Linked DNA regions of Homo sapiens: region 2 is linked to region 1. Evidence: read pairs that join two places in POLR2A ChIA-PET (ENCODE). Cell type or tissue: OCI-LY7. All regions are shown on one strand.

Region 1 (4,000 bases):
ACTTAGCACTGAAGTGGATAGGATTCAAAACAGCTTCCTTGTCTCTGACATGCATCCAAATTTTTAATAGCAGCTAAGTACCTTACTAAGCAATTGAATAAAATAATGCATTCAAGCCCCCAGAAAACCTTTTCAGACCTCTTTTTATCTCTACATTTTACTGATAGAGAATGGATTGTAATTCAAATTTATATACTGGGCACATGCCGAGCAATAGATTTTTTTTTCCTTTGTAAATCTCAAGCATTCCAAACTATTGAAGGAGTTAAGCAATTTTGATCATTTTGAAACTAGCTGTCAGATTTAATCTCTGCTAAGGAGACAGAGGGCAAATGTACTCTGAAGCTTGTTATATAATTTACAGATTATTTTTGCAATTTATATTCCATCAAATAGGGTATATGAGACTCTCAGAAAGTACGTAATGATCAATTAATTTCAGCAGAGCCATCCTGGTGTCACTTATGGGATAGACATGATTAGACCTTTTTCTAGCTGAGTCCCAAGGTCAAGTCATCAAATATGACTGATTACATTTTCTAATGGTTTCTCTATGCCCATTAAAGAGCACTCAACTATTCAGACTCTCCTTTGATCGTGACATTCAAAATTTGCTCTGATGGCTCCTGACAGGCAAAAATGTATTCTCTAATCTTTAACCACATAAACAATAGCTAACCACTTGTAATTGAGTTTAAATTGATTTCAGGTGGCTTCAGAGAAAAGCAATTTCTACAACAGATTAACCTCTTAATTAAAGTATATTAAGAATACTGTCAGGTGTAGAGATTCTGCTACAGAAGAAAATTATCCCTCATTGACATTCATTTATGAAAGAATTGCTGTTGTGCTCCCAGGTAACAGGTTACTTATTTGTGCTTCTTGCCTCACTAGGTCAATGCAAGTCTAGTTTCAGTCATTAGAATATCAGGGTTTTATAGGGGAAAGATGTGGGGAAAGAGAGGGAGTGTCTGAGGGGGTGACATGAAATAGGTATGTTCCAGTACTTAACGTCTTCAGAAAGTTACTTTTCTCAAGAAATGGGACTTTCCTCAAAAACCATAGACCCCCTTCAGTTAGCTGAGTAATGAGGAAACACAGGTGTCAACCAACATGTCAATAACAACTAGACAGGTTTCTTCAAGGTGTCCTTCGATGCACTGTAAATAGACACCATCTCTGTCCTCTGTGTCTTTGCTACTCAGACCAGCATCACTTGCGGGGACTGTGAGAGATGCAGAATCTCAAGCCCTTCAGGCCCCACCCCAGGTCTATGGAATTAGAATCAACCTGTTTTTCAACAGGATCCCCAGGGAATTCATTTGCGCTATTACAGTCTGAGAATTACTGCTCTAAGAGAATGTTTGTGCTTGGAGTCCCATAGTCTCAGGCTGTATCTATAAAACATCAAAAATATTTGATTTGGTGAATAAAACACAGTGGAACTGGTTATGGAATATCATAGAAAACAAATTATTTTCTCCGCACTCTTTACTTTTTATCTCCTTCCTTTGAAGACCCTTCTAGCTTCCCATATTTTATATCCTGGCTGTGAACACCCCAGGTGAATTGAGTCTCACCCACCCAGGACTGGCCCAGAACACGGGACATACACAACTGGCTTTAGAATCAAGCTTTATTCATCCCTGATCCTGGAAGTTTGCTTTCTTGGCTCTGACACCTTCTTTGGCTCATGTCCCTGAATTGGTCTCAGTCTCTTTTTTTCCCCAGCCTGGGATTTTGTTGCTGCTCTCTCTGAACTTGCATTTTTTAAAATCTTTCCCATTTAGTCCTTTTTTTTTTTTTTTTTTTTTTTTTTTTTTTTTTTTTTGAGACAGTGTCTCACTTTGTCACCCAGACTGGAGTAGTGCAGTAGTGCTATCACCGCTCACTGCAGCTTTGACCTCCCAGGTTCAAGCAATTCTCCTGCCTCAGCCCCCCAAGTAGCTGGGACCACAGACACATGCCATCACGCTTGGCTAATTTTTGTATTTTTTGTAGAGATGGGACGTCGCCATACTGCCCAGGCTGGTCTCAAACTCCTGAGCTCAAGCGATCTGCCCACCTTGGCCTCCTGCGGTGCTAGGATTAGAGGCATGAGCCATCCCACTTAGTCTCAAGATATCTAGAGGAGGTTTCGGTTCTTACCTGTCTAAATTTAGAGGTTTGCAGCATGGACTTTTACTCTATAGGTGGCTTGTGGTTGTTAAAAGGGAGTTGAACAAAAATGCAGCTGTGCTCAGCAGCCAGGTGTTGTTAATAAAATTGGTTGCAAACAGAATCCCTCAGGCTTGGCTGCACATTAGAATCCCCCAGGGAGATTCAAATTTTCCAATGCAAAGGCCCCGGCCCCAGATCAACTAAATCAGAATTCCATGTCCTCAGCATCAGTGGTTATAAAAAGCTCCCAGGTGAGTCTAATGAGTAGCCAAAGTTTGGAAATACCAGTTTAGAGAAACTTCTATGTCCCAGTCATGCCCATCCCCACTCCCTCCTCTGGGCCTCAGTAGCAGTTCACTTCTTTTATTCTACTTAGTCTTTTTCTCTTCACCACCAAAGCATTTAGAAAATAATGAATGAAGAATGTAAGCCTCTGGGTGTATTCTTAGGGTGGGGACAGGAAGTGAGGGGTGGGGAAGGAAGAAGTTACATGCATGATCTCTCACACTGCTAAAACTATGCAAAGTTTGCCAGAATGGATATTAAACTGACCCCAACATCCCCCAGTTTAAGTTGCACCATTACTGCAGAAGAATCATAGAAAGCGAGAACATGGAACTCTAGAAGGCAGGCAGACAAAGCATCAGAGAAGAGATTTAACATGGCACAGCCCACGATCTTCCCACTTGCAATATTCCAAACAAAAAAAAATACCCCCAAACTTTGTGTCCGTAAGTGGAAGTTCTAAACCTGTGTCTTTCGAGGCAAAGCAGAAAGGGCACCAGGTGTTCTGGTGAAGAGTTAATCTGCCCATGCCCCAAATCAAGGTGAGATGGAGAAGGCAGCAGCAGTGCAATCCATACCAGGGCTCTTGGCCTGGGACCCTTCCTTGGGTGGGTCTGAGCCTGCACTGGAACCAGGTGAGAAGAGCTGCAGAAGGCAGGTTGAAGGAAGGGAGCCAGGGTGCTCCTCACATGCTCCCTCTGCTTACCTTTTCTCTCCTGGGTTAGGAATTCACAGTCACTGATGCAATTTGTTGGGTTCTCTAAGTGTCTTCCCCAGGCCCTACAGATGAGCAGCACCTGGGGACTTATTAGACATGCAAATACTCCAGAGGAGGGCTCCACCTCAGACCTCCAGAATCAGACACCTTGGAGGTGGGGCCCAGCCACCTGTGTCTTCAGAAGCCCTTCAGGAGTTCCTGATGTGCACTCAAGTTTGAGAACTACTATTTCATTTCATGCTTCTTAGAGCTTGCTTTTGTGGCCATTTGTTCAACTGGTCTGGAAAGGGGAAGAAACTTTGAAAGTGCTTGTTCTCCATTCAGACTGCTGATTGTTGATGCAGAATAGCAGCTGGGGTTACTGGCCATTTCTTCCCAGGTCCCCCTTCCTGAACCTCTCATCTTCTGTTTTCAGGCTCCTGGCTGTAGTTTCTGGTCCCTGCAGTCTGGCTTCCTGGATATAATCTTTGCCTGTTGAACCTGAGGCAGCTGCCTCTTCCTTCCCGCCTCAGTTTATCTCCCAGGCTCCAGACCCTGCTCCTCTCTCTAGGCCTCCCCACTATGCTTCCTTCTCTCATAAAAGTTGAGGCCCAGCTTCATCCTCTAGTTGGCATGGAGTCCCAGATGATGCCAGCTCTGTTCATCCTCTTTGTTTGCCCTCTCCTGGCCTGCTACGTTTAGTTAGCAAACATGCTGCTATTAGCAAATACTTTTGAATGAAAGAATTAAGTACTTTTTGGTTTCCAAAATCCTTCTACCTGCATTATCTCATCAGATCATTGTGACAGTGAAAGTACGATCCCTATTTAACAGTCAATAACACTGAGGCCAATCCAG
Region 2 (4,000 bases), 85 kb before region 1:
AAGATCCAGACAGTAGAGCCAAAATAAGAAGTTTAAGTCTTCCTCTACTCCCGTTACCCAGAGGCACAAACTGTCAACAGTTTCTAAATTTATTTCCTCTGGTGGTGGTCTTATATTCTATACGAGATGCCTCTATGCTTTTTAAGAACTGTGCTTTTTTAAGCATATGTATGCTAACCCATAATTTCCTAAGATTCTCCCCAGAAGCAACACATCTTGGGTGCTTCTCAAGCATGTTCCCAGAGAATACATTATCTAGGTTATTATTTAAATGATTTTCAAGTGAAAAAAAACTGCAAAATGTTAACAACTTTTGCACTTTAATATAATGTGAATGCAAGCACAGAAATATTGTAGGTAAAGTGCAGGCTTCTTTTCCTTTGGAAACTCTCATTTTACATAATTCTCCAAGGTGACATTCCTTTCAAAACCCCTTCAGACACAATATTATTCCCTTCCTCTCTTCTGCCCAGGGTCTTTGCTATCCCTTCATACACAATGCACAGGTTCCTCATCCCCAGATTATTGACACTCAAAGGAAGACATGCCTACCCCAAAATGAATAGGCACATCTTACTTTGATATTGGGGTTCCCTGTGACTATTCTTTGATTCTGCACTGTGATATGCTTTGCAGGTAAGCTCACCTTATATGTACCATTAAATTAGCCTCACTTCTTGGGATGGTATAAAAGGTAAACTCTCTTTTTACCAAATTCTGATCATCAAAATAAAGTTCAAGTTTTGGAAGGATACTTTTTAAACTGTGATATTATTTCTTTAAAATGACCACAACACAGTAAAATTTTCTGGCCATTTGCACACCATGAATTTTGGTGGCCTTTTCTAGGAACTAAAGGAGAGAAAATTAAAGACCATGTAAAGTTAAGTATTAGTTTATATTTACTTTTGAAGCACTTATTGTATGTTTCTATTACTGATTTATAACCATATGATAACAACTTCCATCTTCATATATATTTCCTAGTTGTTTTAAAGGTACTGAGGCCGTACTATACTAAGCCTTCCAATAAGAACATATGTTGGGACTCAGTTCTTGGTTTAACATAAATTCTGAGATTCTGTGAATACTAAAGTGACCCAAGGCAAATGAGAGAGAGATACTTCTTAACAGTAGAGCATGATGCTACAACTTTTCTGTGGTTTTGCTTCTTTTTATTTTAAGAACAACATATAATGAAAAGCAAATGTTTTTTTAAAAAATCGTTTTGTGAATTTTCTTCCCATTTTAATAACCAGGTCAGATGAGTTGCATGAATGACTGAATTATAAAAGTGGTTATTGTATAATGAGTGCTGTTTAGAAATACTGACATGTAAATTACTGAGTTAGTGGTCTCAAATAGTTAAACTCATTCATTAGAAAAGAAATCAAAACTGTGTTTTGCATATGTCAGACTGTTCTCAGCACCAAGAGACATTCATACAGAGCCCTTCATCTTCACCATCAAAAGATTCACAGCCTGCTGGGCGAGGCAACACGTAGACAACCAACCTGATAGTGTCATTGCTATTGGCATAAACGTAAGGAGAAATAAATTCTGCCTGGAATCTTGGAGGAGGTTCTACTGAGAAAATAAACGTTATCCTATATTTTACAGAAAGAGGAAGACTGTGGAAGTGAGGAAAGATATTCAAGCTGGGGGCGCCAAGGGTATTGAGGCCTGACTCTGCTTTGATAGTGAGTCTGGAGTTGAGGATGGAGCTCAGAGGAGAGGAGTTATTTATACGTCAAGCTACTTCACCCTGCATGGTGAGAGGTGAAGCCAGCTGGGCTTCTGGGTCGGGTGGGGACTTCGAGAACTTTTCTGTCTAGCTAGAGGATTGTAAATGCACCAATCAGTGCTCTATGTCTAGCTAGAGGATTGTAAATGCACCAATCAGCACTCTGTAAAATGCACCAATCAGCACTCTGTAAAATGCACCAATCAGCACTCTGTAAAATGGACCAGTCAGCAGGACATGGGCGGGGACAAATAAGGGAATAAAAGCTGGCCACCCCCAGCCAGCAGTAGCAACCCGCTCAGGTCCTCCTCCATCCTGTGGAAGCTTTGTTCTTTTGCTTTACATAATAAATCTTGTTGCTGCTCACTCTTTGGGTCCGCATCAACTTTAAAAGCTGTAACACTCACTGCGAGAGTCTGGGGCTTCATTCCCGAAGTCAGCAAGACCACGAACCCACAGGGAGGGGCAAACACCTTTTAAAGAGTTGTAACACTCACCGCGAGGTCCGTGGCTTCATTCTTGAAGTCGGTGAGGCCAAGAAGAAACTCCGGACACATCTGAAGAAACCAAGTCCGGACACAATGGGTTCTAAGAAGTCAGTGACAATTTTTAAATTGGAGAGCAGCGAGTGAGGCTCGTCCCTGCCAGGGCAAAACCAAGGCAGTAGCTTGTTCTTGTCAGTCTGCACCCACCTGAGGGCTCACTGCATATAGGGGAAGTCCTATCAGGAGCATGACAGTGAATGAGGCAATGCATCAATAGGACATATGTTGAGAGAAACTTTCCACCCCGTCCCCCTTTACTGACTTCCCCCTCGTGCCTACAATTCTGTTTGTAACCTTCTCCAACTTGGTCACAACTATTATTCCCAGAGCCATGCCTCTTCCTAGCAACCGGAAGATGAGGTGTTCCTAGAATCTTGAAGATCTCTAATCATGAAGCTGTGCGGAGCAGTCTTTGAAGGAGGAGGCTGCCTCTCAAAGCTCCACAAGCAGCAGGAGTCTGACTCCAGCCTAGATGACCTTGGAAGCCAGAGCAGACTTCTTAAAAAACAAGGCTTCTTTGCTTCCCCACCTTTTACGTTTTCTCCGCTTGTAAGTTCTGTCTCTGCCCAAAGTTAATCATAGATGATCCAATGGATCTGTACAGATATTTACCTACAGCAGTACCCATTGTCATTTTATGTGTTTTGGAAAAAAAAGAACCTACATTTCTAACAATAAGGAGTTGGTTGGATAAATTATGGTATATCCATACAATGTTATACCACATGGTCGTTATAAATGATGGAGAAAAGAATATGTAATAACAGTACAATGATCTTGATTCCTAAATGCTAGAATTATGCATGATTTTTTCTTCTTTGTGCTTATGTACAATTCCTAAATTTTCTATAATGCAGATAAGAAAAGGGAAATGTTTTAAGAAAAAGGAAATGTTATTTTTTAAATCAGCAGTGGTTTTTTTTCCTCTATTTTGAGGCCCAAAGACCCTTGGATTCAATACCGTTTAAAGCAACTATAAATTTTTTAAATACTTAAAGCACATCTTCATATATAATTTACCTAAGAAATCAAGAGTACATTTCTGGACATTTCAAAGCTATAATTTCAACTGTGATCCTGGAAACATAATAAAGCCTCAAGAGTAAAATGCATGAGTAAAATTTGTGTCTCCATCAAAACCCCTTGACACGCACAAATTTTATTTATGTGAAGTTTGGGCAGAGACCATCCCTTTTATGATTACTGAATCCTATAATTTAACAAACTACCTCTTTTTCTCTTTCTGAAGCTTGGAACTTAATAGTTACAAATACAAGTGTGTAATACGGTAGAATTTTGTTAAATCTCTCATGCAATTATACCTTATTGCTTATCATAGTTTAACATTAGTTTCATATTAGCAATTTAAACAATTTTTTATTACTCTGATTTTGGAGATGTCAGAAAAAGCTTCATAAATATTCCTTTTTGTTAGGAAAGAGCATTCTTATAAAATGGAAACTCTGGGGTGGGCTAGCTGAATATGCCCTATAAAGAAAATATAGAAAATGTTAAAATAATGAGCAGATCTTACCTTCCGATTGCCTTAGTTAATCTTTGGAAACCAGGGAGACAGTTTTCAGGAGGTTGGGTTAACACTTAAAAGCCACCTGGGTACCATACAATCCAAGAAAGCAGCAATTCAGAAGAGCTAATGGTACTTTTGAAAAGTGCTTTACTTATTCCTTGGGGGAGTTGTTCAGACATAAGG

What was found. ChIA-PET counts read pairs that join two places held together with the same protein. Peaks named below come from ENCODE experiments on the same cell type or tissue, not always from the same donor. Only the 100,000 strongest peaks of a DNase experiment are listed, where the experiment ranks them.
Region 2: POLR2A ChIA-PET joins it to region 1 with 5 read pairs; 2 of 35 experiments call an interaction of 5 or more read pairs at or near these places.

The regions. Positions count from the first base shown.
Region 1 is chr13:40,124,310-40,128,309 of GRCh38, forward strand. The region is part of intron 1 of LOC124903162; the gene reads right to left. Among named protein-coding and RNA genes, the nearest start is that of LINC00332, 55 kb to the right of the region's middle. In OCI-LY7, CTCF peaks have their summits at 3,490 and 3,702; DNase peaks (open chromatin) are centred at 1,192, 2,222, 2,622, 3,422 and 1 weaker place; H3K4me3 peaks cover 3,505 bases; H3K27ac peaks cover 3,806 bases.
Region 2 is chr13:40,039,164-40,043,163 of GRCh38, forward strand. No RefSeq gene overlaps it. Among named protein-coding and RNA genes, the nearest start is that of LINC00332, 140 kb to the right of the region's middle. In OCI-LY7, no CTCF peak of the experiment used is centred here; no DNase peak of the experiment used is centred here.